7 separate regions of the Mus musculus genome follow, and regions 1, 2, 3, 5, 6 and 7 are each linked to region 4. The links are chromatin loops, found by intact Hi-C in ENCODE. Cell type or tissue: heart. All regions are shown on one strand.

Evidence for each region. Peaks named below come from ENCODE experiments on the same cell type or tissue, not always from the same donor. Only the 100,000 strongest peaks of a DNase experiment are listed, where the experiment ranks them.
Region 1: a loop joins it to region 4, with 3 times the contacts of the local background. A loop is called at or near these places in 15 of 42 quality-filtered maps.
Region 2: a loop joins it to region 4, with 9 times the contacts of the local background. A loop is called at or near these places in 37 of 42 quality-filtered maps.
Region 3: it touches region 4 in a loop (3-fold over the local background); 21 of 42 quality-filtered maps call a loop at or near these places.
Region 5: it touches region 4 in a loop (5-fold over the local background); 16 of 42 quality-filtered maps call a loop at or near these places.
Region 6: it touches region 4 in a loop (4-fold over the local background); 18 of 42 quality-filtered maps call a loop at or near these places.
Region 7: a loop joins it to region 4, with 3 times the contacts of the local background. A loop is called at or near these places in 21 of 42 quality-filtered maps.

Annotation. Positions count from the first base shown.
Region 1 is chr15:31,495,320-31,499,319 of GRCm38, reverse strand. Marchf6 (membrane associated ring-CH-type finger 6) reads left to right here. Exons shown (of 26, transcript NM_172606.2): 6 at 578-746; 7 at 3,127-3,316. Among named protein-coding and RNA genes, the nearest start is that of Marchf6, 34 kb to the left of the region's middle. In heart, no CTCF peak of the experiment used is centred here; no DNase peak of the experiment used is centred here.
Region 2 is chr15:31,313,799-31,317,798 of GRCm38, reverse strand. All of the region lies in intron 2 of Ankrd33b (ankyrin repeat domain 33B), which reads left to right. Among named protein-coding and RNA genes, the nearest start is that of Ankrd33b, 52 kb to the left of the region's middle. In heart, a CTCF peak has its summit at 1,998 (motif pointing left); a DNase peak (open chromatin) is centred at 1,938.
Region 3 is chr15:31,528,812-31,532,811 of GRCm38, reverse strand. It overlaps Marchf6 (membrane associated ring-CH-type finger 6), which reads left to right and starts at 1,775. Exons shown (of 26, transcript NM_172606.2): 1 at 1,775-2,009. The coding sequence starts at 1,991. It overlaps Gm41287 (a long non-coding RNA gene), which reads right to left and starts at 1,708. Exons shown (of 3, transcript XR_875101.3): 1 at 875-1,708; 2 at 1-697. In heart, no CTCF peak of the experiment used is centred here; DNase peaks (open chromatin) are centred at 1,681 and 2,321; H3K4me3 peaks cover 3,258 bases; H3K27ac peaks cover 2,476 bases.
Region 4 is chr15:31,584,452-31,588,451 of GRCm38, reverse strand. Cmbl (carboxymethylenebutenolidase-like (Pseudomonas)) reads right to left here. Exons shown (of 6, transcript NM_181588.4): 4 at 3,015-3,157; 5 at 193-284. Among named protein-coding and RNA genes, the nearest start is that of Cct5, 15 kb to the left of the region's middle. In heart, no CTCF peak of the experiment used is centred here; a DNase peak (open chromatin) is centred at 1,741.
Region 5 is chr15:31,451,527-31,455,526 of GRCm38, reverse strand. Ropn1l (ropporin 1-like) reads left to right here and starts at 1,838. Exons shown (of 5, transcript NM_145852.2): 1 at 1,838-2,114. The coding sequence starts at 1,984. It overlaps Gm49208 (a long non-coding RNA gene), which reads right to left and starts at 1,856. Exons shown (of 2, transcript XR_003951491.1): 1 at 1,615-1,856; 2 at 1-847. In heart, no CTCF peak of the experiment used is centred here; a DNase peak (open chromatin) is centred at 1,846; H3K4me3 peaks cover 1,683 bases; H3K27ac peaks cover 1,699 bases.
Region 6 is chr15:31,470,225-31,474,224 of GRCm38, reverse strand. It overlaps Marchf6 (membrane associated ring-CH-type finger 6), which reads left to right. Exons shown (of 26, transcript NM_172606.2): 21 at 2,427-2,608. Among named protein-coding and RNA genes, the nearest start is that of Ropn1l, 19 kb to the right of the region's middle. In heart, no CTCF peak of the experiment used is centred here; no DNase peak of the experiment used is centred here.
Region 7 is chr15:31,480,520-31,484,519 of GRCm38, reverse strand. It overlaps Marchf6 (membrane associated ring-CH-type finger 6), which reads left to right. Exons shown (of 26, transcript NM_172606.2): 16 at 1,597-1,716; 17 at 1,922-2,022. Among named protein-coding and RNA genes, the nearest start is that of Ropn1l, 29 kb to the right of the region's middle. In heart, no CTCF peak of the experiment used is centred here; no DNase peak of the experiment used is centred here.

The DNA of each region.
Region 1 (4,000 bases), 89 kb after region 4:
TGCTATGTGAAGAGTTTCTGTGCCATATATTGTTTCTTCTTCTGATCCATAGTATGCTAAATGTCTTCCAGCCTTTTTCTTTATGTTGCTATTAGACCAGGCACTAGTGAGTTTTCTACCTGTCTCATTGATGAGCTTGCTCATTATATGTACTTCTGTGTTGGTTAAACATGAAAGTTCTGTTAAAAGGACCAAGCATATTTGCTCACCTAAATTTAGTAAATTTTATAAATGCAATGCTTGGTTTTGTTGGATCCCCTCCCCTCCCCTCCCCTCCCCTCCCCTCCCCTCCCCTCCCCTCCCCTCCCCTTTTGCTTATACTCCTGTTTCTTAGCCATGCTAAAAGAATAGGGTGGATAGTTAATAGCTGTATAATCTGATGTGTTTTATATCTACTCAATATAAGTATATAATAATATAAATATATAAATGTACATATCTAGCTTACAAGTTAGAATTTCAGCATCATTATTTTGAAGCAACTGCATTTTACTGAAAAATTAAAATTTGTTTTTCTAATTGTTTTTCAAGTGTTCTTTGGAGTTAACTGTATCTAATTATTATTATTTTAAAATAGGGAAAATTTGTTGGCGGATTGCTTGCAGGGCTGTTTTGTGGTGACGTGCACACTTTGTGCGTTCATCAGCCTGGTGTGGTTACGAGAGCAGATAGTCCACGGGGGAGCCCCAATTTGGCTGGAGCATGCTGCTCCACCCTTCAATGCTGCTGGACACCACCAAAATGAGGTAAGCCCCTCACTTGCCATGTGCCTTACAGGGGCAGCACATGAAAGTCTTTCACCCTCTGGGATCCAAACCCTTGACCTTCATGGGCCTTACAGTGTGCTCATTTTACAGGAGAGGACAGTGGGAGGGGAAAATATTTTTGTATCTCTCTCTCTCTCTCTCTCTCTCTCTCTCTCTTTTGGTTTTTCGAGACAGGGTTTCTCTGTATAGCCCTGGCTGTCCTAGAACTCACTTTGTAGACCAGGCTGGCCTCAAACTCAGAAGTCCGCCTGCCTCTACCTCCCAAGTGCTGGGATTAAAGGCGTGCGCCACCACGTCTGGCTGTAACTGTCTTTTAATGTTCTTGCTAGACTGGGAACAGTGTTAGAGGGAATAGTAAACACTCTTCCATTGTCTTTGCTGAGTCAGCCGGTTCACTTGGGCCTGGAAGGTAAGAAACAACTTCATCTATATATTTGTCTGAGTGGTGGCCATGCCTGTAATCCAGAGCAGATCCAGGGGCGCGCACACACACACACACACACACACACACACACACACACACACACACAGGAGAAACAACCTCTAGGTAGATTTCTGACATGCTCCACAGCACTTAGGAGTGCTCTCTACCTATCCCAGCTTTCTTCTTCATGTGAAATGCCTTTTCTTTTCTGCTGTGTAGGAAGAACCTTCTCCAAAGTAGAAAATTTGGACCAATCACAGTAGACGTGCTTGCACCCTAAGCTAGCTATTCCCTGGAAGTCACACTGGACAGAGAAAAGTCTTGTCACTTCCACACATGCAGCGTGTTTAGATCTATGTATAAGGGCATGTGCACACACAACACCCTAGAAAGAATTGTGTGCATTTTTCTTAAAAGTGATAATAACATGCTCAAATACAAGGGGACTTGCCAGACTGTTACTAGGATAGTATATCAAGTGATGGTTAGTATCTTGCCTGCTGGGAACTTATGGCCAACAAGATTACACATTAACTATTCAGTAAAGTGACAAATTCACATTTCATACACTCTTTTCAGAGAAACTCTTTTCAGAGAAACAGTTGGTCACAAACTATTCAATGATAATTAATCTTTCTTCCTGTGATCTAGTGTTTTTTTGTTTTGTTTTGTTTTGTTTTTTCTTGTTAAAAATATTTAGACTGTAGCAGAAAAGGATTTCAGATTTAATGAAATCAGAGTACACCTTGTCCTTTGGAAAGCATATGTATGAACTCAACACCGCAAGCTCTGGTACACACTGGTTCTGGGGATGGAATGGAAGGCCTTGTGCATGCTGGGCAAGCACTCTATCTCTGAGCCACACCCTTGGGTCTCGAAGTGTAGCCCAAACGAGTCTCAAACTCACATTCCTCCTCCCTCTACCCCAGAAGTAGTAAGGGTGCATTACCATGCCTATTCAGGTACTGCTATTAGTTTAAGTTCAGCATGGTTGTTTTTGTACCTCATATTTTGAAGCATTTCATGTAGTCTTGTTTTAGAATTCTTATTAAGTCAAAGTGAATTATGTTTTAACTTAACAGTTAATTATAATTATATCTTTGCATTTAGTTATTGGCAGGACTTTGATTTGTTAAGTTTTCTGGTATTGAGGATTGAGTCCAGGGCTTCTCACTTGCTGGTACCTACCACCCCTTTGAGCTACATCTTCAGTCCTTTTTATTTTCCTGTGAGACTGGAAAGGTCTGGTCAAGTCCAACAGAAGGCCTCAAATTTATAGTCCTCCTGCCTCAGATCTTTTCCCCTGCAGTATCTGGGATTACCACTCTGGGCCACCATACTGGGTGGGTATCCTAAGGGAAGATCTAGAAGAAAGTGCATTTGGTAATTGATAAATCCCAGTCTCTAGGTCAACTAGAAGTCATTTACTCAGATGTTCAATTGCAGCCAGTGAAGATGTATGTGTGTCTGTCCATGTGCATACAGTTTTAAAAATGTTTTTTGCCCCTAAGGTAGCCAGATTTATCAGCCCATATTTTATACTGCTTTTGTTTTTGCTTGTGCATCCCCATGCATAAATGTGGCTGAGCATGTGCCATGGTGTGCATGTGAGGGTCAGAGGGCAACTTGGTATGTACCCTTGCCCTCTCCCTTACTGGAGACAGCGTCTTAGATTCTCTGCTGACTGCTCCACAAGCTTCCAGGGGTGCTTCTGTCCCACGTCCTGTTTCCATGCTGGGGCACAGCATTACAGGAACATTACTGTGCCCAGCTTAAGTGGGTCCTAGGAATCCAAAACCCAATCCTTTGCCCACAGAAACTACCTCCTCAGGCCTGTAGTGCTTTCTGAAATGTGGACATTGTAAAGTGAGTTCATGCCGGGCAGTGGTGGTGAATGCCAAGTAAGTGAATTCCTGGGCTTTTCTCTTATTTTAGGCTCCTGTAGGAGGAAATGGTGCAGAAAACCCTGCTGCTGATCAGCCAGCTAACCCAGCAGGTGAGAATGCAGTTCTGGGTGAAAACCCTGATGCCCAGGACGGTCAAGCAGAAGAGGAAGAGGAGGACAATGAGGAGGAAGATGATGCGGGTGTAGAAGATGCTGCTGATGCCAACAATGGAGCCCAAGGTATTGGCTGCTCCATGCCCTTGCTCATTCTTGAGGGCTGCCAGTTATTTTTAGCTTGCACTGAAGATAGAGAGTAATATTTTCATGTTTTATGATACGTTCAAGTTCTGTTTGTGACCTCTTTCTGTTTTGACAAGCTAATATTTATAAACATACATGTATGTATGTAAGTTGCTTTCTGTGAAAGAGGGAACATGTGTATTACAGTTCTTTATACAAGACTGACCTACTGTCCGTCCGTCCTTCCTTCCTTCCTTCCTTCCTTCCTTCCTTCCTTCCTTCCTTCCTTCCTTCCTTCTGTTCGTCTGTCCATCTGTTTGTCTGTTGGGAAAAAATGATTAAGTGCCTGATTCCCCCCCCCCCCCCCCCTTCTTCTTTCATGGTGTTACTGCACTTTTCAAATGGAAAAGAACTGTAGTGGACACTGCAGGCCAGGTGCCACCTCTGGAAACCATTCTTATTTTCTAGAAATGGGAACTCTGGAGGGTAAAATACGTGTTCAGTTGTCAGAGCTCACTGCCTGTCCTCTTCTGTTATCGTTGAGTCCACTTGGCTAGTGTCTGTGTTCATTGTGCCAGACACTTGAGACCAAGTATACAGCTGTGAACAAAATGCCTGGGCCTGCCTTCCTGGGAGCTTCTGGTCTAGGGAAGAAGTAGGAGACATAACATTGTATTGGTGTAT
Region 2 (4,000 bases), 270 kb after region 4:
AGGTGGTTGGTTTTCCAGGGAGGCCACAGCCCTCATATCAGCTGGATTTCTTAATTTCAACCATTGTCTAGAAATTGCTGCTTGCAGTAAAGTCACTACAACTTGTGTGAGAGAGACCACCTTCCCTCCTTTAACACTGTTTTACTAGTCTGCACTCAGCAGGTCCCCAAGTAGCCATGGCAACCATGCCACCCAATGTCAGACTTTACACCAGCATTCTTTATTCTCTGACCTTTGCAACCTTAAAGCCTGTCCCTGGTGACAGGCCTCCTCCAACATGGCCATGCCTCCTCCAACCTGGCCATGCCTCCTCCAACCTGGCCATGCCTCCTCCAACATGGCCATGCCTCCTCCAACATGGCCACGCCTCCTCCAACCTGGCCACGCCTCCTCCAACCTGGCCATGCCTCCTCCAACCTGGCCACGCCTCCTCCAACCTGGCCATGCCTCCTCCAACCTGGCCATGCCTCCTCCAACCTGGCCATGCCTCCTCCAACATTGCCATGCCTCCTCCAACCTGGCCATGCCTCCTCCAATAGGCCACACCTCCAATCCTTCCCAAACAGGTCTACTAACTGGAGTCCAGCATTCAAATATATGAGCCAATGGGGGCCATTCTTATTAGAACCACCATAAATGGCTAGGATAATGCTGTTGAGGTTGTGGTTTTAATCTTTTCCCCCCTTGACTTGACTAGGAACATTTTCTGTGAGACTCTTGCAGTTGTGCCTGGCCCTCACAGCATCTAGGTTCACTTCTGTCTCTCACCTAGATGTCTAGTGTGGAGCTGGAGCAATGGCTAGATTTAATTGGCAACTTTACACAACCTAGAATCACCTAAGAGTCTCTGAAGGATGGTCTAAATTATCCTGACTTTGAGCATGTCTTGGGGGGGGGTGTTGTTTTGATTACATTAATTGATATAGGAAGACACTGCCCACTGTGGGTGGCACTGTTACCCCACTCCCAAGTCTGGGTTCTGGGTGTTTAGAAAAGGTAAGCTGAGTAGCAAGTGTGTATCCATTCTCTCTGCTCCTGACTGTGGATGTGATGTGAGTAGCTGGTTGAACTCCTGCCTCAGTTTCCCCGCGGTGATGGACTGTGACCTGGAATTCTAAGCTGAATAAACCCTTTCTCCCCTAAACTGCCTCTTTTTCAGGGCATTTTATCACAGGAATAGAAATGAAAGTAAAACAGATTGGGTCATGGCTGCTGTGAGCTCCTTGATGTGGGGACCCACTGTAAGGGCAGTGGGTGCTGGGAACCGAACTTAGGTTCTCTGAGAGAGAGGAGTATGCTCTTAACTCTGAGCCATCCAGTCACCTCGTCAGTCCTATTTAAAAAAGGCTTCCTTTGTTATTTTAAAATGCTGTGTGTGTGTGTGTGTGTGTGTGTGTGTGTGTGTGTCTGTGTGTGTGTGTGTGTGTGTGTGTGTGTGTGTGTGTGTGTGTGAGAGAGAGAGAGAGAGAGAGAGAGAGAGAGAGAGAGAGAAAGGGTGTGTGTCTGTGTTCATGCACTTGTGAGTCCAGGCCAAGCCCTTCATTTTTAAAACAATAGTTTTATTACTTCCAATCATCAGGATCTTGTTTTACTTTGAGTTTTAGGAAGGGCTTGTTTTCTCCTCTCCCTCCTCCTTCCCTCTCCTCCTTCCCTCTTCTATTGTTTTAAAGAAAAGATTAGAATTTGGCAAGCCTTTGGTTTCCTAACCCTGCCTGCTCTTCCACTAAACTACAGAGCTCTAGCACACTAACTGCAACTCAGTCAGGCAGAGCGGGCTCAGACACTGCTCTCCCTCCCCTCCCTTTCCTCTCCTTCCCTCCCCTTCCTCCCCTTCCCTCCTCTTTCTTCCCTTTCCCTCCTCTTCTCCACCTTTGCTGCCCAACTCTGGCTTTTCCCCTCTTCTAATAGGGATTCCCCGGGTATCCCAGCACGCCTACTGGGGTACTGCATTTCCAAAGCCAACAGCTCCCTCTACTGGCCCGATTTGGAGAACTACACTGAGTCAGACAAGACCCTGGAAAACCAAATCCTCTAACACTGAGCATCTTCCTAATGCTGGAACCCTTTGACATAGTTCCTCATGTTGTAGTGACCCAAAACCATAAAATTATTTTCGTTGCTACTTCATAACAGTAATTTTGCTACTGCTATGAATCATAATGAAATATCTGATATGCAGGGTATCTGCCGTGTGATCCTGTGGGAAGGGTTGAGACCCAGAGGCTGGGACCGCTGCTGTGTTTCCATTTCTCCCCCCTTTCTTATTATTAGATATTTCCCACAGTTTCCATTTCGAATTCAGCTTTGCACAGATAAAGGAAGACCTTTTTCATCTGTCCCTGTTTTTAGTGACAGGAAGACCCTTAGCCGTAAGGGTCTTGTGCTTGTGACAATGTTGAACGAGTTGGTGATTGCTTACTTCGTGGCCATTTAATTTTAAACGATGGGATCATGGTTTATTATTAAGGATCTGCTAAGGGAGCGTCTCTGGATTCACCGAGCCTGGAGTCTGCGGCAAGTTAGAGGGCTCTGGCTCACCTTAGCACACTGCGGGTCAGGGTGCAAATGCTGATGCCAAAACCAGAGGATGAATATTGGAAGGGATAGTGCATCAGGTAGTCAGATGAAGGGAGGCTGGGTGATCTCGGTAGGGTGTATACAGGGCCCATAGGTTAATAGAGGAGCTGTAGCCACAAAGGTACTTACATAGCAGTGTTTATGGTGGCATTATCCATAACAGCTAAGTTATAGAACACACCTAGGTGCCCAGCAGCTGGAATGTATGAGGACATATGGTATGTGGACATAACAGATTTTTTTTTCAGCCATAAAGAAGGAAGTAAGTTACATTAGTTGCAGGAAAATGGATACATATGGAGACAAAAGTTTCCAAAAAGACAAATATTCTATGTTTTTTCGTTTGTTTGTTTGTGTTTCCTTATTCTATACAACTATATGATCATGTACCCACACATACACAACACCAAAGAGAAGTAAAACTGTCTAAGTCAGCAGTTCTCAACCTGTGGGGCGTGGCCCCTTTGGGGGGGGTCACACGAGCCTTTCACAGGGATAGCATATCAATATCCTGTATATCAGATATTATGATACGTAGCAATAGCAAGACTAAAGTTACGAAGTAGCAATGAAATAAAGATATGGTTTCAGGTCACCACAACATGAGGGTCAGCATTGAGAAGGTTGAGAGTCACTGGTCTAGGGAAGAGCAGAGACAAATGAGCATGGGTGGGTGAAGAGTGGAGGCATGAGCAAGAGTCTGCCCAATGTGCCATGTGAGTGTGTGTATGGATGTGAGTGTGTGACTGTATGTGTGAGTGTGTGTGTGTGAGTGTATGTGTAAAAGGTTGCCCAGGCTGAAGAGATGATGACTCAGCGGTTAAGAGCACTGACTGCTCTTCCAGAGATCCTGAGTTCAATTCCCAGCAACCACAACCACAACCCACATGGTGGCTCACAACCATCTGTAATGGGATCTGATGCACTCTCCTGGTGTGTCTGAAGACAGGTGCAGTGTACTCATATAAATAAAAATAAATAAATAAAACTTAAAAAAAGAAAAAACCCTCAAAGCAAACCATAATACAAAGGAGAGCTGTGAGGTCACCAGGTGAAGGACAAAGGCTCTGGTTGGGGGACAGATATTTTGCTTAGTGCTCTCTTAATTTTTTTTATGTTGCCTTATAATTTCTAAGTTATTCCACTCTGCATTCTCCTTCTAATCTTGTTCTCCCCTCCAGCTTGATGTGACAAAGCCTTACTCCCAATGTTCTCTCTCCAGTGTTATGATTTCCAATGTTATGCCTGCCAAAGTATCTTTCCTAGTCTTTTGTAACTTTTCTAGGAGAATAAATCACATGTTTTTTTTCAAGCATTCTTTTTTTTTTTTTTACAAAAGCTCACATTATTTTTGTAACATTATTTTTGCTGGGAGAGGTGGCTTAGTTGTTAAAATCTCTAGAAGTTCAAACATAAATTCAAA
Region 3 (4,000 bases), 56 kb after region 4:
GATGACTGCAGTGTGAGACCATCTGCTACAGTGACTCCTATCAGGTCTAGCCTACTCCTACCTCCATTGCTATTCACTGTAAGCATGGCCAGGTTCTGGGTTGTGGCATCATGAGGCCAGTTCACAAGAGTAAGCATGGTCCACAGATCTCAGCTTTTCTGTGTGACACATATCCTTTCTTCACTCCTGTTGCTGCAAGCTGCGCAGGATAGGGCAGAGGATGAAGGTGATATGCATACCAGTGTGTGTGGAATCAGGAGCTGAGCATCTGCATGGGGCTAAACTTAGCTTTTTTTTTTTTTTTTTTTTTTTTGTGAGAAATCTCAAAGACAAACCTACAGGGACTGTCTTCTGTTGGGGGCTTTTTTTTTTTTTTTTTTTTTTTTTTGGTCTATTCTATTGTGTTCTAGTACATCAAGGTAGAAGAGAAGGAAGGTTAGAGGGAAAGGGGGATGTAGACCTTTTTGACTACTCCTGATCATTAGGGGCATTGAGTTTCTTGAGATCAGTCCAATCTTCCACAACAGGGCATCTCCAACGTCTCATTAAGCAACAGCAACAGGAGCAGCAGGAACCAAAAACCTCCTCCTCCTCTTCTGCTTCCTCCTTCTCTTCTGCCTCCTCCTCCTCTCCCCACTTCTTCTTCCTCAAAGCACCTCCCACTGCTCTGGAGACTGCCATTTAGATCACTCCCCTCCTAGAGTACGAGACAATCATAGTTAACGGTTGTGGCCCATCTGAAGCAGCCCCATATCCCACACCTGGGGTTAAAACAAAAACAGTCACATAACTTTTTTTTTTTTTTTTTTTTTTTGGTTTTTTGAGACAGGGTTTCTCTGTGTAGCCCTGTAGTCCCGGCTGTCCCGGAACTCACTCTGTAGATCAGACTGGCCTCCAACTCAGAAATCCACCTGCCTCTGCCTCCCAAGTGCTGGGATTAAGGGCATGCACCACCTCTGCCCGGCCAAAATTCCGTTTCTTGAATCTACTTTCCGTTATGTGCACGTTTAAGCATCCGGGTTGGAAACACTTTTCTTCTAATCTGTACTATCTTATTTAGAGAAAGCTCTAAGGATTATGTGAGGAAGGTGGCCTACTGATGCGAGCAGGTCTGAGTCTTTCATCATTCTTTCATCAGCCATTTAGTTCTGGCCAGGTAAGCTTCCCTTAATTGTGTCGCCATCTGAACCCATTTCCCTTAGAGGTAGATTCAATGTTGGCTTTCAGCTGTGAAGACGTGGTCTTTCCACTCAATTGCATAAGCCTCCCCAGGAGAGATTCTGATAACCTGGATGCTCGTCTTTTTCCATCTTAGGGATGCTTCTGTAATTCTTTCAGACGTGCCTCAGAACCACTCAAGAGCGGAACCAAAAATGCTCGTTCCGGGGCCGACTCTGAACGCCCCGGGAGTGGCGGTCGGGTACCCCAAGCTGGGACCCTTTGTCCCCCACACCCGCTCCGGCGGGCGGGCGGGCGTGCGCGCCGGGCTCGCTCCCGCCGCTCCGCGTTCCTTTTGTCCCGGAACGCGCCCGCGCCGCCGCCGCCGCAGCCGCCCCTCCGCGAGGTGCCTGCCGCCTGCCTCTAGGTTTTCAGTCTCCATCCCGCGCGCAGCCTTCGCCACCAGTCAGGCCGTGTTTCGCACCCCGCCCCCGCCTCCGCGAGCCCGGCGCGAGCGCGAGCGAAGGCGCGCGCCGGATGTGACGCGCAGCGCTCCGGCGCCCCGCCTTTTCCGCCGCGCGCCCCGCCCAGGCCCGTCGCTCGGCCGCGCGCCCCTCCCCCCTCCCCGGCGCTCGCTTTCTGTCAGTCGCTGTCCCTGTCCCCCTCGCCCGCGACCGGCTTCCTCTCGCACCCGAGCGCACGCACTTGCCCGGCCCGCGTCCTCTTCCTCCTCCACTCCTCCCGCCCGCCCGCCCGCCTTTCCCTTCGGGCCCCGAGGCTCTGCCGGGTCGCGGGCGCCTCGCGGCTGCGTCACCGCCGCCCCCCAGACAAGATGGACACCGCCGAGGAAGGTGAGGCGGCGGCGCCCGCGCCCTTGCAGCGGCGCCCGCGCTCCAGTCGGGCCGAGGCGCTCGCGGCGGATCCCGCGGGCAGTTTGCTTGCCCGGCGGGCGGGCGGGCGGGCGGGCGGGCGAGCGCGCGGCTCGAGCTGGTCCTCCAGCGGGCTCGGATCGGAAGGTGACCCTCTGCGCGCCCCCCGCCGGTTCCCGCGGGCGACGAGGACTCAGCCTCGGCTGGGACACTGGGGTGCCAGGACTTCGGTGTCCGAGACGTGGGGTGCCGGGACGTGGGACATCCCGGACGTGGGGGTGTCGCGACGTGGGGTGCTCGAGACATGGGGATGTCGGGAAGTGGGGCGCTGGAGACCATAGGGTGCCCGAGGCGTGGGGCTGCCGGGGACTTGACGGTGTGGAAGATCGGGGCCCCGGCCACCGCCATCCCGCGGTCCGCGGAGGAGGGGGCCGCAGTGCGAAGTCCGGGGGCGTTTCCACTCCCCTCCCCCACTCGTTTTTCCCCCCTCCGTGTTCGAGTCTGTTTGCTGTTGTCCTGTAGGCCCAACCTCTGCCACACAACTTCTTTGTTGACTTTGAAACTTCGCGGAAAATACCCCGCGAGGTGACGACTGCTGAGTGGACTGAACTGACCCCTGCTGCAAAATCTTGCTCTCTGTTTGCCTTACCCTAACTGCACTGACCAGACCCGAGAGGGGACGGTTTCTAGAGACTATTGGAGGAGGGAAAGGCGAATATTTAGGTTTCTTCTAAATCCTTGTCACCACAAAGCAAGGGTTTGTTTGTTTTGTTTGTGGACGTGTACTTTGGATGCGGTTGTTTTGAATTAGCAGAGAACACGAAAGAAAAGCAGCCACATGGGTGTAGAAAGCAGCCGCTTACCTGACGTTGTGGCAAAGTGTTTTAAAGCAGTTTTTAGAGGCACTGATGTATTAGTGAGTCTGTAGAGGAAATTATTGATCATGTACTTACTAGTGCAGATACTTACTGTTTAGATATATTCTTGTTCGAATGAGCGTTCTTTTCAACCTCAGGCTTTATTTTACCGACTTTACATGCAATCGAACCATCAAGCACTTGTATTGAAGTCATTAGAGTAATAAAAAGTTTAGTAATAATGTGATGAGTTGATTTTTTTTAAAAAAAAGTATTGTTTACAAAATATGCACAGGAGGATTGATTCACTTTGACGTTCCCGACAGCCCTGCGGGGTGGATGTGTGTTACCTTTCGTGGCTGTGGAAATGTAGGCTTATTTAATAGCTTGGTTAAGGTTCACACGGGTGGTAAGAAACAGTTGACCCTATTTTCATTGTTTGTCGCTGCCACTTCATTATGCTACAGTACGGTTCTATTCAATGAGTGAAGCTAGTTGCCATTGCAGAACTTTGGGAAAGAAACTGTTGAGGATTAACAATCGCCCAGGTTGATCTTGTGTTTACATCTCTGTAGGTTTCACAGCCGTTTATATTCAGTGCCTGTCTTTGTTTTGTTTGGTTTTTGAAATGAGTTCTCCATACTCCTCTGTTTCAGCATCTTGTACTACCATGCCTGGCTTTGATTCGAGTTTGTTTGTATTTTGCTCATATGTATTTAATCGTTGTTAAATGCCATGTGTGCTGGGACTCAAAACCTGGTCCTCTGTAAGAACAAGTGCTCTCAACTACACATAATCTCCTTTGATTTAAGTTTTAATGACTAAATCTAGCATCTGTATTACTTGGCTTTGCACTGACATATTATATGAAAACCTGATTTTTTTCCACCTGGGCAGTTAGTACTTCACAGATTTATGAAATGACCACAGGTATTAGTAACTCAGGAATTGAGAAACTGAGTGTGATGTCATGAAGGAAATGGTACTTCTAGTGCTTGAAGGTACTTTTTTTTTATTGGGATAAGATATAAGTGATGTTTTAAAAATCAATTTGGATATTGAACTCAAAGTAACTGATCACTTAGTGAGGACTCAGAGTGCTTTCCCTTTACTAAC
Region 4 (4,000 bases):
TTCAAATCCCAGCAACCACATGGTGGCTCACAACCATCCATAACGAGATCTGACTCCCTCTTCTGGAGTGTCTGAAGACAGCTACAGTGTACTTACATATAACCAATAAATAAATCTTAAAAAAAAAAAAAACTTTCTCTAAAGATGTCATGCTATGCAATTAGATATGCAAATGAAGGGCTGCCTACTCACCTGCTCAAGTGGAATCACAGTGTCATTTTCTGCAAAAATAAACAACGTTGGGTTCTTCAAATTATAAACATCTTCAGAATCTCTGATGATACCTAGAAAGAGTTGAGGGGCATTGACTTCTGCAGAAAGCTGCCTGAATTCGGTATGGTTTTGCAAAGTAGACCATGTGGTCAGAGACCTGCTTCCATGTGTTAGGGGTGGAAGTGGTATGCATGCTTTCTTGTGCATGCCCACATGGGGTCTAGTGCACCTGTGTCTGTGAGTGTGGAGGCCAGGTATCTTAAAGTCACTCCTCGTTTTCACCATAGGATCTCATTGAGCTTTGAGCTCAGGGATTTCTGCACACTGGCTGGCCAGGGAACTTGAGGAACCCATCTGTCTCCACCAGCCCAGTCCTGGGGTGACATGTGCAAAGCCTGACACACACACACATAGCAGATTTTCATGCAGATGCTAGGGATCTGAATGCAGGTCTCCATGGATAGGTGGCCAACACTTCACTGCCTTAGCCATCTCCCCAGATGTGTGTGTATTGTTATTTTTAGTAAGCCCACAGAAGCCTAGCCTATGAGATTCTGAGAATGTGCAACCGATTTAACCAGATCTTTTTACTCTGCATCCTGTTCAACAGGAACCAGGCCAATAAACTTGATGCTGCTCTCTCCTGAGATGGCTTTATACATCAGGTCGTTTTTCAAACCACCACTCTAGAACTTTCTACAGGGACCCCACATGTTCAGTAAACTAGACCGTTTTTTTGGTTTGTTTGGTTGGTTGGTTGGTTTTTTGATTTTGGTTTTTTGAGACAAGGTTTCTCTGTGCAGTCCTGGCTGTCCTGGAACTCTGTAGACCAGGCTGGCCGCAAACTCAGAAATCCGCCTGCCTCTGCCTCCCAAGTGCTGGGATTACAGGCGTGTGCCACCACTGCCCAACCTTTTTTTTTTTCTTTTTTCCTTTTTTTTAATTTTTAGACAGTTTTATAAGAAGAACAACCATTGGACCAAGTTATTATTCAAACAGGACCCCAAAGAGACAGGGTCTACGTGTCTACAGGTTATTGTATATGTTTTATTGCTCATCCTTGCCTGAACATCCTAAAGGTTAATTTGTGCAAAGTATTGTTCTGCCAGGCTTAGGGCAGCCCACTGGTGCCTTTGGTTGGAAAAAGGCAAGTCCATGCTCTGTTGGGAGAATGGGCAGGAAAGGACTAGTGAGCTGGCTCACTTGCCCCACAAGCCTGATCCCAGAACCCACATCAAGTTGTTCTCTGGCTTCCACACAGGCATTGTTGTGTGCAGGCACACATGATCAATGATTTTAAAAGATGAAAGGAAAAACAACTTTTTTCCTGCTTCCTGCCACTGTGAGAGCAGAGCTAAGTAACACACAGTGTCTCTCCTCCCTGTGACTCCTCTCCAGAAGACGTCGAGCCATTGAAGGGATATCAGTCCTCCCTGCACAACTCTGACAAAGCCAGATAATAGGTCTGGACATTCAGTGGATGTCTCTTTTTCCTGCCATAACCTGCCACTCACATGCACAGCAGCAGCCAGCAGGTGGCGCTAGAAAGGCATGCATCCAGGACCACCTTTTAATTTACCCATAGACACCATTGGCCTGAAAATTGGCTGGTCTCGTACTAGTGATTTATTGCATTTGTTTTATGTAAGACTAGCTCTCACTATGTAGCTCATGCTGGCCCAAACTTTTCAATTCTGCTTCAGCCTCCCAAGTACTGGGGTCACAAGTACCATGCCTCACTTTATCTCCTTTTGTGTAAGAAAATATTTTGTTTTGTTTTGTTTTTTTTCCTTAGTGCTAATAGAAGATGAAACACCATGTCCGGGAGTTCAAGCGCCAGATAGAAACAGCTTGTGAATGTGTAACTTTGAAAGAGCAGTCAACTTTCCTATATTTGTTTTTGGCATATTTTAGTCTGGATGCTTTTGAATTGTACATTCAGTGTGCTGTTTCTGTCAACCGATAAAGGGTTCTTATCTCATAGTAAAAACAACTTTGTTTCCTGTTGGCTAAAATGTAAATGTTGGGGCTGAAGAGATGGCTCAGCAGGTAGGAGCACTGGCTCCTCTTCCAGAGGACCCATATTCAATTCCCAGCACCCACATCGCGACTCACAACATTAAGCACAGGGGATCTGACAACCTCTGCTGGCCTTTGTAAGCACCAGGGCACACACATGGGCATGACATGCATGCCCATACCAGACTCGGGAGGCAGAGGCAGGTGGATTTCTGAGTTCGAGGCCAGCCTGCTCTGCAGAGTGAGTTCCAGGACAGCCAGGGCTACACAGAGAAACCCTGTCTCGAAAACAAAAACAAAAATCTGCTAATTAAAAAGAAAGTTAAAGTTGCTGTTTGTGGTTTGCATGCGTGAGTGTGTATGTGTGTGTGTGCGCACGCGCACGCGCACATGAGTACGCACAGACTTGTGAACGGGTGCACATACACATGAGAGGTCAGATGACAACCTTGGACATGTTCCTAAGGGAGCCTTTCCACCTAGATTTTTGAGACAGGATCTAGAACTTATCAAGTAGGCTAGGCAAAGTGACCAGTAAAGCCCAGAATATCACCTGTCCCTTTCTCTCTTAGCATGAATTCTGGGGACCAAATTCAGCATCTCACACTTGCAAGACAAGAGCTATACTGACAGAGCCATCTCCCCAGCTCTATTTTTAGATTCTGAAAACCATGCTAAGCTGGTTTACCACACGCCATCGGGTTTTGTATTGCAGCATGTGGGAGAAGCCTGTCACTCAACCTTCCCCTGCTTTCCCTGAGTAAAATGTGCTGGGCACTTACCATAGACAGACACCCCCGCCCTGATGTCCGGGTATGCCGTCATCACTTGGTGCACCACAACACCCCCCCAGCAGAAGCCCACAATGCCAATCTTCTGAGCATGACACTGTTGTCTCAGATACCTCAAGACAGCATCAACCTCCCTAGAACAGAAAGAGAAAGGCATTGCAGACAGAGCTGCCCGGGCGGACCCTCAGGGTCGCTGGTAACTGGAATGTCTCAGTGAATAGTACTTGATGTTTGTGATTTCTCTGGTGGTGAGAGCCAGAATTTCCTAGAAAGGAGCTGTGACATCAAGGCTCACTGACTGCTTAAAACTCAGTGGCTATAAGGAGTCTGGGATGTTGCAGGTCTGGAGCCCGATCACAGTTTATCTTGAGCTACCTTTAGCCCATTAGTGAGCCATTCTTTGCCCCTGTGTGTTGGCTCGAACTCCTGTAATTAGCAGATAAAGTCAAACCTATCACCCTGATAAGTAGATTAAAAGAGAAAAAAAAAAACCTTTGGAATGTATCAACTCAACAAAATTGTGTACTCCACCAATCAAAGATCTAAGAATGCTATCAGATCACATCTGGGTCTCATAGCTGAGATTACTCTGCTGCAACCGCCCAATTAATGTTTCCACCAATGTCTTTGGAAAGTGTCTTGATTTTGAATCTGTCTTTGTTCTGTTACTATAAAAAACAACAACAATAGCAACAAGTTCATGGTAGAATGTAGAATTTGGGGTAAACTAAATCTCTGCAGCTTGTAGCTGACCAATCAGAGAAGCTTATAGCTAACCAATCAGAGAAGAGCAATCTCCTCATCAGAATGAGTTTTCAGGATGGACTACAGAGCCAACGGGGTGGGGGATGATGCTCTCCAGGTTGCTGGGAGAGAGGCTATGGACCAATGGGCTGCCGCTGAGGTGGGGACTTTCCTGAGGATGAAGCCAGCATACAGGAAGTGGGGCAGAGCTGTGATGGACAGATGAGAGCTGG
Region 5 (4,000 bases), 130 kb after region 4:
ATCAGAAACCGTTTTATGTCATTGCCTACATGCCTGAGAAGGAAAGGGTTGCGTGGCCTTTTCTCCTTTATGATTGTGAGATCTTTCGGTTTTAGGGGCCATTTCTAGTTTTTCTAAGTTCAAGTTTTTCAAAAGCTTTCAACATTTTCCTCATCTCCACCCAATTAAATACATTGCTGTTTAATGTAGGAGTGGTGGAAATATGCTCTTTGAACCCCAGACCTCCCTCTTTAATCTGTGAAGTTGAAAGTCCTCGCCAAAGGAAACCAATACTCAAAACTGGTTATCTCCTGAAACACAGTGATTAGGAGAGTTGATGTGTTAAGTGACTGAAGATGTCTGCCTCCAAGGACCACAAGTGCAGAACAGATAGTAACCAGAAGATGGAAGAGAGAGCGAGAAGTCAGCTGCCCAAGCCAGCACACAGGACTCCCTCCGGGGAGACCGCTGAGGCCTAGCTGCTTCCTCAGTGGGCTCGTTAGGTCTGCACACATACACACCTAGTCCTCCATCAGCCTCCTGCTGCTACTCTGCAAGCCTTTAAAACCATGGGTAGACTGTCAGCAAGGCACAGGCCCCTCTGCATCACTTTATGTTGTTTAGCCATTGCGTTGGGTTTTTTTATTTTGTTTTGTTTTCTTTAATCTCCTTTGCTTATACAACCGTGCCTAAGACTTTCTTTCGGCTCGTTCATTTATGCTTTAGGATGTACTTGGAGGAGGAAGGAGCTTCTTGCTCAGGAACCACACCCATTTTGCTTAGGTGGCCATTTCCTTGCCATAGTGTATCTGGTAAAGCAGACACTTCCGTATGTATTCAGTGGATTCCACACAACGGGGCATGGATGCTGAAATTAAAAAAAAAAAAAAAGTGAAGTATTTGGACTGGTAACAGAATGAAAAGCAAACATTCACACTACAGATACTGTACAAACGAACTAATAGTAACTTATGTAGGGAAAAAAAAGGTCAATGTAGGCTAGGCTCACTTTTTTTTTTTTTTTTTTTTTAGATACAACAGCAAAATATAATTCACTTAAGAAAACAAAAGCTGAATTGTCACAATTTATACCTGAGACTTTTAAGAATAAAAGGAACAGACACCTGCACACCCAGATTGTTTTACAATCTTTTCCGCTTCACCAGTCATGTGGTGGTGGTGGTGGTGGTGGTGGTGGTGGTGGTGGTGGTGGTGGTGGTGGTGGTGGTGGTGGTGGTGTGGGTGGGAACAGACTTGTTGCTTCTTGAAGCGCTAAATGTTGCCCAGGCTGGTCTCCAATTCCCAGCTCAAATGAACCCCAGCCTTGCGAGTCTCGCAGTCCCCACATCAGATTTTAACTCTGTTGGTTTTACCCGATTGTGTTGTTTTTCTTTGGAGACCATGATAGAGGTTTTAATAAAAGTTAACCTACCAAGCTACATAATAGGCATTATTATTTACTCCTTATGCCTATCCCCCCCCTTAGGATAAATATTGCTAAGTCGTTAGAAAATCCTGTAGTCCCCAGATAAACGCTCATTTCTGTCAACAGTGTCTGAGAGTCCTTGTTTTCCCATTCTATTAACTAAATGTTTTTTTGCCAAGCTGCTTTGGTTTGGAAATGTGTATTCATACAGTGGGTGTGTGGACCAAATGGAGTCACACGCCAAGCCGAGACCCTGGTCGAGACCTCTTGGGGTTCGGATTAGCGCAACCTCCGCGTTTTAGGAAAACAAGCTGTTTTATGGCGCTCTCCGCTCTGTGGTCACTCGTTGGTCACAGAGGCCAGCCGGACGTCCGCCCCTTGTTTGCTGAGGCTGTGCGCATGCGCAGCTCGGGTTGCCTGGAGACCGCACGCCACAATCGCGTGCTCTATCCGCTCTGGGCGGTTGGGCCTCAGTTTCCTGAGGGGGCGGAGCAGTCCCTCCCCGCCGCCCGCTGCGCTGACCCTGCCTCTCCTCCCCGCAGCACAACGTCCCAGGCCGCCGCGGTCTCCCCAGAACGATGCCGCTGCCCGACACCATGTTCTGCGCGCAGCAGATCCACATCCCCCCGGAGCTGCCGGACATCCTCAAGCAGTTCACCAAGGCTGCCATCCGTACGCAGCCGGCGGACGTGCTGCAGTGGTCGGCGGGGTAAGGCCGGCCAGGGAACCTCACCCCGTTACCGAGTACAGACGCCGACGTTGTGGGTGTAGACTAACAAAGCTTGCACACCAACCGCGGGGCAAAAAGTGGCTCCGCTGAGTTTAAAAAAAAAAAAAAATCAGTTACAGGGATGTTATAAATGAAACCGCCCAGAACAACTGAATTATGCCCCCACCCACCCCCAAATGAGGCAGAGGTATGTGAAAGCTGCCACCTGAGAAAATTGTCCAGCACAGCTCACAGCTAGCGAACCTTCACACTCTAGAAACAAGGACAGGAACCCTTTCAAGGGCCTGACCATTATAATCTTAACACTCATTCTTTCGGTTTTACAAGAGAACTGTGCCACTTTTTAAATCACGAGAATAACTATTTTTAGCCAAAATTTGCTAACTTTCTCTGAACTATATTAGCTAAGGTGGTTTCGTTACTTTTGGCTGTTTTAACAACTCGACTTTTAAAAAACGACAGCTCTGGAGGTAAAAGCAACAAAACATCTGGAGCAGGCAACAGGCGTTTGGGGTGGCTGCTTCCATATCAGACTCGGCTGTTGGAACTTCCTGGCCCTTCTACAATCCGTGGGTTCTCTTCTGCCTTCCTCTCCTGAGGAGTCCTGTGATACATTTAGGAGCCATACCGTTTCTTCAGGATAGTTTCCCCCATCTAAAGTCCTTAATTGTGCAAAGACGCTTGCCATGTAGAGTACCTCTCACGGGGCTTCAGGGGACAGGACCTGGATGTCTTACTTAGCTCCGTCAGGGTCACCTGTGAGCCCAGCGGTCCCTTTGTCAGTTCTCTCAATAACCCCTCAGCGATATTACATATGCTCGAGCCTTAGAGAGAAGGGCTAGGGTGTCTTTATGAAAGTTTATTTGCACTTCAAGTCTCCGCCCCTATTGGCACATTTATTAATACTACAGAGAGAGTTTTTTTGAAGCCTTACACAAGAAATCCCTGATTCATTAGACTGCCGATGAGGGAACAACTATGAATAGGTGTGAATCCACCAAGCCACAGCATTGTAACCGGGGCCTGGACTTTTAGGTCAACAGTTCTGCATCTGTTTCTCTCGTGGCTGTCCGCACCACTCCTTAGCTCATTAACGAAACCACAGAGAGGAGCACAAAAGTCTTAGTAGTTATAGGTGGAGTTGACCCTAAAGGGTGAAGAGAGAGGGGGTTGCCTTTAATCTATTCAGTCTTCACTATCCATGTCCATCTATCTATGTTTCAGATTTAGATGGTTTCTGATAACTCATAGACATACCTGGTGCCCTGGTGCTTAATTTCATGTTCATCTTCCTGGCTACAAGTTCTTTGACTGTGGCTTAAGACCTTGCCTGGCACAAGGCCTCGTGCTGGCCAAATCCGAAGGGAATTCACTCAAGTTGTTGCCCCAAGCCATTTCTGTGCCTCCTTAACCTCCAGCTCACACATTTTCAGATTCCTAGAATGGAACTTTTTGGGGGGGGTGGGGGTGGGGGGTAGACCCAGGCAGAACTGGGAAAGATGGAAAGTGGGAAGCCTTTGTGTGTCTGCACCACTTAGAGGTGAATGTGTCGAGGTGTTTAATGCCAATTACCTCAGAAAGCAGCTGTTGAAAAAGGAATGACCTTAGGGCATGGGGTGCTGGAGAGATGGGTCTCAGTTAGCAGTATTTGCTTGCTTTCCCAATAGACCTGAATTGAGCTTCTAGCACCCATGTCACACAGCTCACAACCAGCAGTGGCTCCTGTCCCAGGGCCATTCACCTGTACCTACCCACACTCCTGTGTGTGTGTGTTACACATGCACACACATTTAAAAATAAAAATATTTTAAAACAATGAAAAACTTAGCATCAGACTCTGCTTTCTCTGTCTACATTTAGAAAGC
Region 6 (4,000 bases), 110 kb after region 4:
GTTCCCAAGTGCCGTGGTCCAGTTTTGCTGTGGTTGGCACTTTCAGCTCCCTCTTCCTCAGTGATTTCTGAGCATGGGGAATAGGGAACAATTTTTTATGCTTTAATTTAGTAATGTGAGTAATTCAACATTGTTGCACACTGTTAAACATTTCCCTTAAATCTGTTGTAGCATGGTAGAAGAGTAATTTAAGTTCATAACAGAAGAGCTTTGACAGGGCACATTTGAGGGTAATGAGGCCTGCTTCCTTCTCTAGGTTACCTCTTAGCTACAACATAACTTGTGAACCCATCTGCCCTCTCAAAAAGAGAGGGGAGGGGAGAAAGAGAGAAAGGATGGAAGAGGCAAAGCAGTGGAGGGAGAGAGGAATAGAAATGAGCTATTAAATGTAGCACTAATCTAAAATCTCAGAGGCAAACTGTAAAGTAGGCATTTGTATACAGCAAGTGTATATACAAGTGTCAGTGGTGATTTTGGTGTCTTACAATTAGTATGCACATTTACTTGCTTCATGGAACAAATATATCTTTCCCCTTTTCTTGTGGCTTGAACCCCAGGGCTCACAATGGTTGACTACCCTCCTGGTCCAATTTTTATTTGCCTTTAAGAGAGCTATTTTCATACACAGACTATTTTGTGAGTTGATAAGAAGTCTGTTTATCATATAGCTTGTAATGCTTGACTGTGGAGTTAGCTTAGTTTGACTAGAAAGTAATATACAGTTCATCAAGCAAAACCATGAGCTTAATCATGGAGACATGCATTCAAAGATTTTTCTGTGTAGCCTCAGCTGTCCTGGAACTTGCTCTGTAGGCCAGGCAGGCCTGGAACTCAGAGATCCACCTGTTCCTGCATTGCAAGTGCCAGGATTAATGGCATGCACTGCCATGCCCATCCCTGTAGTCTTTCAAATGGATGTTGTATTTATGTTGGACGAGAGATTAATCCTTGGAGAATGACTGAGACAATAGCTAGGAAATGCTTAGCACACTGACCCTCTATCTAAGTATTCAGATCATATTAGGAGAACAGTCCAGAACAAACAGAACACTAGAGACTGATTCATCTCTCAAGCCTTGTTGAGAATCAGTTATGTAAAGAAAGTATTCAAAAAAAAAACCAAAAAAACCTGCTTGAGCACTTAACTGTGTGGTTGCTCCAGAGCTGCACTGTGACTCACACTTGATAGCCCAGCACTCAGGACACCAAGGCAGGAGGGTCACTTTTGAGTTTGAGACCACCCTGGACTACAGTGTGAAACCCTGTCTCACAACAAAAGACAAAGCTCAAAACTGACGATCTTTAGGAAGATCTCAAGTCTGTATTTTACTGTTCCATGTTGGTGTTGATTTTTTTTTTTTTTTTTTTGAAGCCTCCTCCCCCCACTTCCCCTGTTGACGATTTAAATTCAGATCTTTCTTCAAGGGACCCCAAAAAAAAAAAAAAAAAAAAAAAAAAAAAAAAGAAAGAAAAAGAAAAAGACTTAGCATGTCTCTGGGGAGTTCAAGGCACTGAGGATTCAGTATTTCATAAATAAATGTGTTCTTCAAGGCAGTTTCTAAGAAAGAAAGGGCCGACCCTGTTAGGCAGGCCAGACACAGTTTAATGACAATTGCCTCTTCTAAATGGATCTAAATTAAATATTGATAATCTTTTTTTTTTTTCTTTCCATTTTTTATTAGGTATTTAGCTCATTTACATTTCCAATGCTATACCAAAAGTCCCCCATACCCACCCACCCCCACTCCCCTACCCGCCCACTCCCCCTTTTTGGCCCTGGCTTTCCCCTGATTATTTTTAAAAAAAGTTTATACAGTATTCTTTGATGCTGTGTTTTGAAATGTTATTATGTCTACTTTATTTTAAAAAGTTTAGTTTTTTTGTGCTCATGAATGGATCATTTGGGAGAAAACCCAAATTGTAATGTATCTATAAAAAGTATTGATAGCACAAATAATAGAAAACTTGTGTCTTTATTATATTAGCATAATAATTTCAGTTGGTAATAAAAAGTAACAGAAAGCCGGGCGTGGTGGCGCACGCCTTTAGTCCCAGCACTCGGGAGGCAGAGGCAGGTGGATTTCTGAGTTCAAGGCCAGCCCGGTCTATAGAGTGAGTTCCAGGACAGCCAGGGCTATACAGAGAAACCCTGTCTTGAAAAACTAAAAAAAAAAAAAAAAAAGTAACAGAAGCACTAATATTCATAACATCCCAGGCTAGAATGAATTTGTAGGTGGCCTGGCAGATCAGGACACTCAGCTCATTGACTCTCTGTGTTTTGGGTGTTTCTTAACCAAGTAATTCTATTTCCTAAAGTGTTGTTGGTTGTTTTTGTTTATTCTGATGTGAAAATATTTATAGAACATCAAGATTACAGTTCTCTTTACCTAGCCACATGTCTCATTTGTCAGCCTTTCTATTTTCAGTATTTGCTGGCCGTTGGTTAATGTCATTTTGGACGGGGACTGCCAAAATCCATGAGCTGTACACAGCTGCTTGTGGTCTCTATGTGTGTTGGCTAACCATAAGGGCTGTGACGGTGCTGGTGGCCTGGATGCCCCAGGGACGAAGAGTGATTTTCCAGAAGGTTAAAGAGTGGTCCCTCATGGTAGGTTTCTGGAATAAGAGATTGATCTTATTGATGGTCATAAATACTTTAACAGCTATTTCCCATTTGTTTTCTTACTGTGTTACTAGTTTTCAGGAGAGTTATCTTTTTATCAGAAAGCACATTTGTTTAAGATGGTAACTTTCTATTTCACTGGAACCATAGTTCTGGAAGTACCCAGACATACATACTTAAGAGTCAACCAGAAGGGGCTGGAGAGATGGCTCAGTGGTTAGGAGCACTGGCTGCTCTTCCAGAGGTCTTGAGTTCAATTCCCAGCAACCACGTGGTGGCTCACAAACATCTGTAATGGGAATCTGGTGCCCTTGTCTGGTGTGTGTGAAGACAGCAATGGTATACTCCCATAAATAAAATAATCTTTAAGTGGGGGAGGGGATAGGGAGTTTTTGGAGGGGAAACCAGGAAATGGGACATTTGAAATGTAAATAAAGTAAATATCTTAAGTTTAAAAAAAAAAGTCACTCAGAATCGTGAGCTGCTAAGTAATCTGGTGAAAAAACTAAGAATTACAGAAAGTGCTATTGGAGATGGGAGTGCACAGTTAGGAAAGTCATTCTCAAAACCTGAGTGTGGAATCAATTCCTGCCCACACCATTGGCCGGGCTAGTAAATATGGTCGGCACGTCTCTGCCTACTTATTAGGGGAATCAGCTCTGCATTTTCTATCTGACTTTATATTTTGCTTTCTCTTGGAGTTTATACATTTATATTTATGCTGAAACCATTTTTAATGCTTTAAACATATTTGCGCATACTATTTGATACCACATGTTAACTTGGTATATGTAGTTTGTTCTAATCAGGCTAGCAAATTCTACTTTTCCATCATTGTACAATTATGTCTGTAGTGAGAAATTTATTGTAGGTTGAGTGGAGGAGGTTAAATTGCTATTTAGTCCATGGGTAATAAAGCACTTACCTATATTTAAAATACAGAGAACAGATAAGTTTAGTTTTATTTGGTAATTTATCCTATCTTCACAAATGCCATGTAAAGAGGTACTATGTGTTCCACTAATACCATGTTTGGTCATATGCAAGAGTATCCACTGAAGCCACCGTAAAAAAGAGGTCACCAGAACACTGACTTCATTGTCAGTATTTTTATAGCTTCTTTTACTTTGTATCAGTTTATTCCTATTTTGCTACTTAATCCAAATTTTAAAGCTGTATTATGAATACATTAGCTGTAGCTGCTAATGTAATGAACAGATAGGCAGCATTTCTTGATAAAAAAAAAAAAGACTATTCTGTTGGCTTGATGAATTACTTTAACTGGAGTTAGGATGAGTTACGGGTTTTCCTGAAGGCTCACAAATCAGCTTATGAGTTAGGTTGCTTTGGGACCAGTGTTTTGACAAATCAGTGTTT
Region 7 (4,000 bases), 100 kb after region 4:
AGGATTCGGAGGTGACAAACAGAAACAAACACAGAGGTAGTTTGAATCTGAGTTTATTTTGCAGCTCTCAAGCAGGAGTTTTTATACATTTAAAAAAACATATTACAACTCTCAGAAGATGTTTTCAGTGAAGCAATCACAAATCCTATCTTTATCATTTGGCACAGTAAAGCACAAAAATCTAGCAAAAATTACAACTCTGAAAAGTTGTATTCAGTGAATCACAAACAGAACAGGTAACATGATTAATAGAAATCATCCAAGCGTTACAACTCTGACAGGTAAAATAAGTGGGGCAGTCATCTGAGGCTAGTGGCATATTTCTAAGAGCAGGTTAATAAATATTTATGGTCAATTGTTTAACTTCTAATGGCTGATTTTTTTTTTTTAAATAAATCTTCAATGCGTAAATTTAAGCTATTTTAATTCTTTTTATTTAAGGCTTTCTTTACCATATACCAAAGCCCACCTCCAATGACACATGTGTAGCCATATGAAATTTTATTGTTGGGAAAGTTTTTAATCTATATCTATATAAATTTATAAATGATTTATAAAGTAAAGCGTTGGTTTACAGAGATAAGGTCATGTTAGTGACCCCATTTCAAGGGATGGTTTCTTACCCATTATTCTTGCTTAGATCTTGGCCTAGGCTACCAGGAACATGTAAATAAGAGAAAATAAAACAGATAAATTGCCATGAGAACTACGGCTTAGTGTTTTGTTCTGGCCAAGAGTTCCACAGCCGGTTCCTGGAGGCAGCCTTCTTTTGAAGTTTTTGCCTCAGTCTGTGGAACTTGTCACACAGATTCTACGGGGCTTGGTGTAGCACTGGACATCATCCCCGAGAGGTTTGAAATATGAAGTATTTAGGAACAGGCACTTGATTGCAGAGTAGCAGTGGGGATCCTTTATGATCACAGGCCACTTGCCAGGTAGCTGCTGCCTTCACAGATCATGTTCTGAGTGATTTAAAGATGAAAGGAGGTTAGTATTTCCTTACTGTACACCTAGCTTCATGCACACCAGATTCTATGCTGTACCCTGGGGTAATACTGAGGTACAAGACAATTCCTATCCTCCTCCGTTCCTGGGAGTTAATAAAGCTTTTGAAAAATTAGCTTACTCTACTAAGACTGTTGCTGGAGGAGAAGGCCAATGAAGGCAGTGGGGATGGACTGTGAAATCACAGACTGAATATCATTTGTGCTTTAATCTGTACAAGGTTTGCGGACAGTAGGGGGTGGGCCTGAGTCTTTTCCCTTAATCATGCAATGTATAGTAATGTTTGTATGTTTTAACCTCAGTGATCCAGATTTCTTGATAAATTGTTTTCAGCCAGGTTTTCCAGTTTATGATTAAAAGCATCAAAGGTCAATAAAAGCACAATAGCTTTATAGTTTCTGGCTAAGGAACTTCTTTTTTCCATGAATTGTCAGGGTTGAATTTTAGGTGCCAAAAATAACTTTAGGACATTGTTTTTTTTGTTTTGTTTTTTTTTCTTTTTCTTGTTTTTTTTTTTTGTTGTTGTTGTTAATTTTCAGATGCACATAGAGATGTTACTGAGTATCTATCATACTTGAAATATATTCACAGGTACTTCGACCTGGTGTCTTATGGTTTCTGAGGAATTTGAACGATCCAGATTTTAATCCAGTACAGGAAATGATTCACTTGCCCATTTATAGACATCTCCGAAGATTTATTTTGTCAGTGGTAAGCAGGTCTTTTTATTTTTATTTTTTTAAAAATCAAGGCATGCTACCTATTAGCTTCATACAGTGTTTTTGTTGTTTGTATTCTTTTAGATTGGGAGGACTGGGAGAACATACTGACTGTATTTACCTAATCCTGTGGAGCATAGTTACCAAGTATAGTTTCCTAGACTCACAGTAGGGTTGTGCCTTGTTTCTTACTACAGATTGTCTTTGGCTCCATTGTCCTTCTGATGCTCTGGCTTCCTATACGTATAATTAAGAGTCTCTTGCCTAATTTTCTTCCTTACAATGTCATGCTCTACAGGTAAGGATTTTGGGGGGTTATTTTGGTGGTTTGGGGATTGAACTCACTGCCTAGCATCCTAAGCAAGTATTATACTACTGAGCAACATCTCTAAGTCTGTAGATACGTTCTTAAAACTTAGGAAAGCTGTCATTTATCCCTGCTGGGGATCTAATATTCATTTTATGTTAAACATTGTATGTGGTAGTCCCATCTTGCCATAATTCTGAGAGTTACATTTTTCTTCTCCCTTCCCTCCTCCAAGACAAGCTTTCTCAGTGTAGCCCTGGCTGTCCTGGAACTCACTCTGTTAGTCAGGCTGGCCTCAAACTCAGAGATTTCCTTGCCTTTGCCTTCCAAGTGCTGGGACTAAAGGCTTGTGCCTCCACCACCTGCTCAATACATTTCTTTCAAGGGATGACTTATTTCATTTGTTTAAGAAGATTCTTTTTAAACCACACTTAAGGAGAATTACTAACATTGTTTTTTCTTTGTGTACACCTTTAACTATGTACTAAAAGCAAGACTCAAGGCTTTCATCATTTTGTATTAAACTTTCCAGTGACTTTATTACCCCATAGTTCACCTTAAGCTATGAAGAATGAGATTGCTTCCTCAAATTTACTTGTCCTGTTAGTTCGTCCTTAAGAACTTAGACTAATGTTACCACTCAGTCGTTTAGTTTCCATTTCCCTTTGCTCTCCATTATCATCACAGCCTCATCTCTGCTGGCTCTGGGTTTTCTGAAAGGTAGATTGTACTAATCCTGTGTTAAAACATTGTCAGTAGCTCTCCATAGGAGAGGTTACATTTATAGGCAAGAAGACAGGCTTTAGTATAGATGGAATACATAGTATGTTTAATACTCACTACTGTTCTAGGGAAAAGAAAGGAGCAGAAAGAATAGAGAATGTCCAGGAGGGGTTTTAATTTATAAGGCGTAACAGAAAAAGACTAAGGTGACAGTTAAGGAAAGCCCTGAAAGAAGGTGAGGTAGGAGTCCTGAACCAAGTGGATCAGGCAGGCACACTAGCATTTGTTTGACAGACTAGTTTGGCTAAGAAGGAGAAAGCAAAGTAGTTAGCTCTGAAGTAAGAGAAGACCTTGAAAGCAGCTCTTTGAGTTTGGAGGCTATAACAGGCACTTTGATGTTTAGTCAGAAGAATTGGGTAGCTTGTAGAAGGCTATGCAGGTCACTGTGCCCCTTGGTGATCAGAGATAGAGTAAGAGCGCCGGGAAGACAGTGTGAGATGATCCTGGTGGAGATGAAGGAAGCACCAGCGGAGTCTAAGAATCAGTTAGGATTGATAATGTTTAGAAAGTCAAGGACTCGCCGGATGTGGTGGCGCACGCCTTTAATCCCAGCACTTGGGAGGCAGAGGCAGAGGCAGGCGAATTTCTGAGTTCGAGGCCAGCCTGGTCTACAAAGTGAGTTCCAGGACAGCCAGGGCTATACAGAGAATCCCTGTCTCAAAAAACAAAAAACAAACAAACAAAAAAAAGAGTCAGGGACTCTAGTGGTTTGGATGTAAGCTGTAAAGAAACTTCTGTAAAGAAGTCAGGGAGTCAGAAATCCTGTTCTTAGCATGGGAGGATATAGAGTTACATGTATGAGAGATATGTGATTAATAGAGAGAGCAGGATTAATAGTTTGGTAGATGCTTGGTCACATCAGCGTGCATCACTGAGTTCCACTGTTGATATTTAAGTTAGGAGTCGGGGAAGAAATCTCTACTACTGTAGATAAAGGTGGTATTCCAGCTAGAAGAGTCACAGTCATACAAAGAATAAGCTAGGCTGAGAAAGAGGACAATACTTGGGCTCTTGTGCTTCTAGACTGGGGAGTCAAAGGGGGAGCAGCTCTGTAGCACACTGCTGTCCAGCACAAGTGAGCATCACAGCATGGTTGTTGGTGAACACCAAGGAACCAGGAACAGCTTCAGTGGGGTTTAGGAGGATAGCCTCACTGACTTGGAGAGAATGGGAGGAAAGGCTATAA